Linked DNA regions of Homo sapiens: regions 2 and 3 are each linked to region 1. Evidence: read pairs that join two places in POLR2A ChIA-PET (ENCODE). Cell type or tissue: MCF 10A. All regions are shown on one strand.

Region 1 (2,500 bases):
AACATATTCTAGCCACCAATATCAGATATACTTTCTTTAAACTCTACCTTACAAAGGGCATTCCTTTTCTCATAAGCATCACTCATGTTTCATTAACAAAAGCAAGGTCAGTTAAGTACATTAGCACATTCTCTGGCCTCTACCTACCTATTTGACTTTCTCTCTCACAGTTATCATTCTTCAAAGACTCTTCTTTCCAACCAAATTGCTAAGAGCACTGATCCTCATACCTAGAGCAGAAGTTCCCAAAGGGAACTTCGAGGAGTCTCAGAGATTGAAGCTATTTTCATAACACTCAGATGTTATTTACAACCCTTTTCACTGTGTTGACATTTAAGTGATAGGGCACAAAAAATAAATGATAACATTGCTGGCATCTCAGCATGAAGCAAGACAGTAGCATAAGCTATATTAGTGGTTATTGTGTTCCCCAATGTAATAACGTCCTTGAAGCGGTAAAAATTATTAATTTTATTAAATCTCAACCCCAAAGTATTATGTTTTTAATGAAGGTACACATAAAGTGCTTCCATGGCATACTGAAGTAGGGCTGTCATTTCAAGGAAAAGTACACGTGATTGAGTTGCAAGTTGAACTAGCTGCTTCTCCACACAATACCTCATTTACGTGAAAGAACAACTGACAGACAAACTATGGTTATTCAAATTTGGGTATTGGGTAGACATTTTCACAAAAATAAATGAGGTGGACCTGTCACTTCAAGGAAAACAACTGACACTATTTGTTGGCAATGATCAAATGCAAGCTTTTAAGCAAAAATCAGAATTTTGGAAAACTTGTATCTATCACAGTGAGCTTGACAGCTTCCCAATAATGGAAGACTTTTCTAATGAGATGGTTAAGATTCACAGATGTAATATTTTCATATTGCATAATGAAATGTTTCAACATTTGGAAGATCTTCATAACTCACTGAACCAATATGTTCCAAATAACCAACGCATGATGTTATAAAATTATGTATGGATAAATATCCACTCAAAATGTATGACAGACCAATAGATTTTAATATAAGAGTGCAAACAAGCTTATTATTATCATTTCAGATTCCACATTAAAACTAATCTTTAAGAAATTAGAAATTATGGAATTTTGGTGTAACATCAAAAAAGAATATCCACAATTGCCTGAACAACTATTAAAATAGTCGTCCCTTTTTAACCTATGTATCTGTATTAGGCCAGCAGGGTTTTCTTTACCTACTTCAACCAAAACCAAATTTACTGAGATACACTAAGGATAAAGGCAGATAAGCAAATTCAGCTGCCTTTGATGAAGCCGTACATTAAAGAGATTTTCAAATACATAAAACAACATCACTTTACAGCTTTTCTTTGGCATATCTAAATTGCCAGCGTCACTCCTCTTGTGCTTTGGGTCATTATTAAGTAAAATAAGGGTGACTTGAGCACAAGCACTGCAATGCTACAACAGCTGATCTGGAAACAGAGACAGACGGCTACTAAGCAACTCACAGGTCGGTTTCATAGGCAGGATGGGTGTGCAGGACAAAGCAATGACTCACATCCTGGGCGGGATGAAGCAGGATGGCACAAGATTTTATTGCGCTACCGAGAACGGTGTGCAGCTTAAAACTTATAGTTTATTTCTAGAATTTTCCATGGAATTTTTTCCAACCTCGGTGTATTGCAGGTAACTGAAGCCACAGAAAGTGAAACTGTGAACAAGGACTACTATATTTTGAGGTAATTATATTTATTCCACAATATTTATTGAACACCGGAATGTCTCAGGAGCCAGGTATCCTGAGATACAGTATCCTACTACTCTGCATCACACCTGTATCCCAGTACTCTGGGAGGCTGAGACAGGAGGATTGCTTGAGCTCAGGAGTTCGAAACCAGCCTGGGCAATATAGGGAGACCCTGTCTCTACAAATTAAAAATTAAAAAACAGCCAGGTCTGGTGGTATGTACCTGTGGTCCCAGCTACTCAGGAAATGAAGTGGGAGGACCATTTGAGCCCAGTAGGTTGAGGCTGCAGTGAGCTGTGACTGCACCACTGGACTCTAGCCTGGGCAAAGAGTGACAGACAACCTGTCTCAAAAGTAAATCAGTAAAAATAAGAAGAATGTCCTGGGCACTGTTTATTCTAGGCACTAAGGATATGGCAGGGAACAAAGATTGGATTCCTTCTTTCTGCAGCTTACAGTTCAGTTTCACCACTCAAGTGTCTAAGCAACAGGGGTATCAATATCACCTGAGAGTTTATTTAAAATGCAAATTTCTACAACTGAAAATTAGAATTTTTAAAATGCAGAATCTCAGGTCCCAACCCAGACCTACTGAATCAGTGTCTGCATTTCAGTAAGATCCCAAGGGCATACTCCTGCATAGTTTGAGAAGCAAAGGATTTATGCATCTCCCTAACTATTGTGAACTTCTTGGAGGTACGCTATTACCTTGAATTTGTTCTACCACTAGTATAAATAATTGTTTAATTGTCGTGCTAATCATTC
Region 2 (2,500 bases), 110 kb after region 1:
TCCTCAGAGACTCTATCATTATATCAAATGCACAATGATTGTTTTGGAAATTTTGAAATTCCTGGCTTTTGTGTCCCACAAGTTGCTGCCTAAAATGCTGCGCATATGCACCTTTAATAATTAACCAAATATTGGCCAGGCGCAGTGGCTCACGCCTGTAATCCCAGCACTCTAGGAGGCCAAGGCGGGCAGATCACAAGGTCAGGAGATTGAGACCATCCTGGCTAACACAGTGAAACCCCGTCTCTACTAAAAATACAAAAAAAATTAGCCAGGTGTGGTAGCGGGCGCCTGTAGTCCCAGCTACTCAGGAGGCTGAGGCAGGAGAATGGCGTGAACCCGGGAGGCGGAGCTTGCGGTGAGCCCAGATAGCGCCACTGCACTCCAGCCTGGGCGACAGAGCGAGACCCCGTCTCAAAAAAAAAAAAAAAAGAATTAACCAACTATTATAATCAACCAGAAAATCCAGAGACTGTGTCCAATTATGAGTATTCAAAATAAAAACTATGAATCTTAATTTTTCAAAGACATGCTGAGATATACATTCACATATACATACCTTACACTGACTCTGAAAATACAGAGCAGTTAGGAACTCTTGGCATGGAAACTACACATCTTAAATTGCTTTAAGAATTAGCATATGTATAGCTCAGGGGAATAAATTATCTTACCATTAATGGATATAAAAAAGGGTAACCAATTTTCAGAGTCTACCTAGAAAACACACAGAAACTATATTCTCAGGCTCTCTAAGTCACTTCTGGGGCAGAATTCCAATGTTATCTAAGTTAATCTTTGGCACTATCTCATTTCCCTTTGTGCATTCCTCTTCAACCTCTAGCCCAAAGCCCAAAGACCTTCACTTTGGATGGCCTTCTCCCTTCATTGGTGAACATCTAAAACTCTTGATGCCACCAAGGGAATAATCTTGGGAAATGGGTGGATGAACTTAAATGATTAATGACTTTTAACTTTTTATAGATTAGGCACTTTTTTTTGTTTCTTTGTTTGTTTGTTTGTTTGAGATGGAGTCTTGCTCTGTTGCCCAGGCTGGAGTACAGTGGCGCTACCTCAGCTCACTGCAAGCTCCACCTCCCAGGTTCACGGCATTCTCCTGCCTCAGCCTCCCAAGTAGCTGGGACTACAGGCGCCCGCCACCACGCCAGGCTAATTTTTTGTATTTTTAATGGAGATGGGGTTTCACCGTGTTAGCCAGGATGGTCTCGATCTCCTGACCTCGTGATCCGCCCACCTCGGCCTTCCAAAGTGCTGGGATTACAGGAGTGAGCCACCGTGCCTGGCCTAGATTAGGTACATTTTTAAAGAAAATCCCAAGTACCTAGATCTTGGTTTCTAAATACTTTTGCTTACTGGAGAAATAGTTGGGTCTGGGCAGAGAAAGTACAAGATAAGCCCAGAACATCTTACTGTGCCAAAAAGCAAGGGAGTGCTCAAATGCTAATGCAGACATGACAAAAGGACATAGGAGGAGAAGCTTTAAAAGGGCTCCTCATAGCCAAAAGTGGGGCAGTTTGAACAAAAAAAAAAAGATGTTGACCAGGCACAGTAGCTCATGCCTATCATCTTAGCACTCTGGGAGGCCAAGGCAGGCAGATCACTTGAAGCCAGGTGTTTGAGATCAGCCTGGCCAACACAGTGAAACCCCATCTTTACAAAAAAATACAAAAATTAGCCAGGCATGGTGGCAGGTGCCTGTAGTCCCAGCTACTTGAGAGACTGAGGTGGGAGAATCTCTTGAACCTGGGAGACGGAGGTTACAGTGAGCTGAGATCACACCGCTGCACTCCAGTCTGGGCAACACAGTGAGACCCTTTCTCAAAAAAAAGAATGATGTTGATGAACTATAATACATTGGATTAAAAAAGAAACCATAAACCCACAAATATTCATTGAAAAAATAATGGGGGAAACTCTTCTTTATAAAGGATGCCAGCTAATAAATATCAAAGGGAGAGCAGAAGAAAATCCCACTTTGCAACTACCAATGCAATCACTGATTCAGTCAACAATCATTAATACATGCTAAAACCATTCTAGAAAGGGTTGTTGTAGGACAGAACACTCACACACAGTCTCAGAATATCACCCCACAGATTACCTAAGAGAAAAGGCATCTTTACAAACGGAGAGTTCTGGCAGACCAGCTCAACCAAGTGGTGCTCGGCATAATCAATTCCAGGACAATGGAACAGTAGGTATCGCCACAGTCACTATGTAGCATTTTTGCCAAACATGCTTAATCTGTATCTAATCATAAGGTAACAATCACACAAAACCAGATTGTGATACATTCTACAAAACAAAGGTATCTTTCAAGACACCAATGCCATGAACCACAAAAACAAAACAAAAACAGGGTGACTGTTTTAGATTAAAGGAAACTAAAAAGACAAAATTCAATGAATGACTGTTGACTCATCCTGGATTGGGAGGCGGGTATAAAAGACAGTATTAGGGTAACAGGTGAAATCTGAAC
Region 3 (2,500 bases), 78 kb after region 1:
GAAAAGAATGTTTTCTTCCAGCTTGGACCCAACTCAAGTCAACCTAATAGGAAATCTAAGAAAAACTGACCCAACTGTGATTATGGCTCCAGGCAATGAAGGTCATTATTTTTTGTAATGGTGGAAATATTATGTTACGCTTATAACTGGGTCTGAGGTCAGACTTGGAATGTATACTTTAGAGATAACTGACCTTTTTTCTATTATATTCTCAAACCAACAAAACAGTATCACTTAGTTCATTTTGACAGTGAGAGTAATAATCTCTGAATAAAACTGAAAAGTATAGAGTGATCAAATGAACTCTTCCTTAATGGACCAGATAACCAGGTATCTAAATTGAACTGAATCTCACAAGTTGATCACCAGGGATTATCAGGTACATGTGATAGATTACAACCCGGTGCTTATCTCCATTCCCTCCCAAAACCACCCCTAAATGACAGTAAGTGAGAGGCAGAGATAAGTTCATGAGAAGAGAGAATGGAAGAGGACAAAATTCATGGAAAACATTTTTGGAAAATGGCCCAATGATGAGTGAATTTTCAAAGCAGGGGCAGACAAAACATAAACGTCTATAGACAGAATTGTCAGGAAGTAACAAACCAGTATGCGGCAAAGAACTTGAGGAAAGTGTAAGTTAAGACACAGTTAAGTGGGGTTTGGATGAGAAGACAGGATGGAGGCAGCACTGAAAACTGGGGGATGGCTTGCAAGTCATTTTAAGGAGTAAAACTCCATATCTTTGCTAAACCATGAAGCTTGCTATGCCCCTCCTCCCACCTCAGCAAAGGTTAAGCTTGAGAAGATCTGCACTCGGGGACACTAGGAACAGTGACCAGGTGGAGGGACTGACTGAAAAAGAGAAGGACTAAGTGGAACTATGCACTCCACAGCCCCTTCCTCTGCTGGGTTCCCAGAGCACTGGCCAGTAGGAGATTGGTACTGGAGACTTTTCTGGAGAAACTAACCTGCCCAAGAAAAGAGATCTACAGATACCAAAACTGGAAGACAAGGTGACTTCTGAAAAGAGGTGGTCATCTTATGCGAGGCCACCAATTGACAAAGCCTTGCTTTGTGCCTCCTCATGAATAAAGATGACAAGATGAACACCAAGCATGTGAAATAGGGTCCAGCATGACAGACAGGAACTTCAGGAGGGAACAGGGTCAATGCAGGGAGAAGACTTCAAATATACATAATTAAGAACCCCAAGAGGGTAAAACATATTGCATCCACAAAGCAATAAAGAATGGATGCTATAAAATACAGATACTGTGAGAACAAGAAAAAGCTCCTAGAAATTAATATTATAATCACAGAAATAAAAAAATCAACAGAGAGGTTAATAGATAATAGAGGTAAATGTTCCCCTAAAGTAGAACAAAAAGATAAAAGGATAAAAATCAGGATTTTTTTTTTTTTTGAGACACAGTCTTGCTCTGTGGCCCAGGCTGGAGTGCAGTGGTATAATAGTAGCTCACTGCAGCTTCGAATCCTTGGGCTCAAGTGATCCTCCCACCTCAACTTCCCGAGTAACTAGGACTACAGGCGCATACCACCACACCCAGCTAATTTTTTTTTTTTTTTTTTTGGAAGAGATAAGGACTCACTATGTTGCCCAGACTTGTCTGGAACTCCTGGGCTCAGGCAATCCTCCCACCTTGACCTCTGAGAATGCTGGGATTACAGGTGTAAGCCCACACACAGCCAGGGATTTTTTTTTAAACAATAATTACATTGGAGAAAAAAATCCAAGAGTTCCAGCATCTGACAAATAGGAACTCCAAAAAAGAGAACAGTCTTCACAATGAATGAAAAAGTGACATACCAAGGTGGATTACAAGAAAAGCTCAGAACACTGGGGGATTTTTAAATACCCTAAAAGCATCCAAAAAGAAAAGAAACAAGTCACATACAAAGTACATAGAGTCAGAAGAGCATGCAACAATTCTGTAACAAAATTGGAAGCAGAAGAAAATGGAACAAACCCTCTAAACTCCCAGGGAAAGTAATCTCCAACTTTAAATTAGATTATCAATCATATGTAAGGGAAGACCAAATGATATTTTGACACATGCCAGATCTCAAAAAAATTCCATCTACACATGCTTTCTCACAAAGCAGCCAGGCAATGTGCCTCCCCAAAAGAGGGTCAAAACCAAAAGAGATGGCATCCAATAAACAGGTCAATCAAGAATTCCCAACGTGATTGCTAAGGACAAATTCCAGGTCAACAGCTGTGCATAGGCCTCAAGAGTAAACAGTCCAGAACAGAATGAGCAAGCAGAGAGCCCAAGAAAAATGTCACATGCACACATGCAAGAACCAAGAGATGTGCCATTGTGTTTGACCTTATTTGAGAATTTGGGGATAAATAAATAGTAAATAAATAGAATACCAAGCAACAAAATTTTAATGTGCTATACAAGAAAGAAAATAAAATAACAGTATCCTGCATAGCTCAGCTGTGAAAAATATTTACAGTGAAAACAAACTG

The links. ChIA-PET counts read pairs that join two places held together with the same protein. Peaks named below come from ENCODE experiments on the same cell type or tissue, not always from the same donor. Only the 100,000 strongest peaks of a DNase experiment are listed, where the experiment ranks them.
Region 2: POLR2A ChIA-PET joins it to region 1 with 5 read pairs; 3 of 35 experiments call an interaction of 5 or more read pairs at or near these places.
Region 3: POLR2A ChIA-PET joins it to region 1 with 6 read pairs; 3 of 35 experiments call an interaction of 5 or more read pairs at or near these places.

What each region holds. Positions count from the first base shown.
Region 1 is chr4:40,997,361-40,999,860 of GRCh38, forward strand. All of the region lies in intron 6 of APBB2 (amyloid beta precursor protein binding family B member 2), which reads right to left. Among named protein-coding and RNA genes, the nearest start is that of APBB2, 220 kb to the right of the region's middle. In MCF 10A, no CTCF peak of the experiment used is centred here; a DNase peak (open chromatin) is centred at 1,531.
Region 2 is chr4:41,105,470-41,107,969 of GRCh38, forward strand. The region is part of intron 2 of APBB2 (amyloid beta precursor protein binding family B member 2); the gene reads right to left. Among named protein-coding and RNA genes, the nearest start is that of APBB2, 110 kb to the right of the region's middle. In MCF 10A, no CTCF peak of the experiment used is centred here; no DNase peak of the experiment used is centred here.
Region 3 is chr4:41,075,597-41,078,096 of GRCh38, forward strand. All of the region lies in intron 3 of APBB2 (amyloid beta precursor protein binding family B member 2), which reads right to left. Among named protein-coding and RNA genes, the nearest start is that of APBB2, 140 kb to the right of the region's middle. In MCF 10A, no CTCF peak of the experiment used is centred here; no DNase peak of the experiment used is centred here.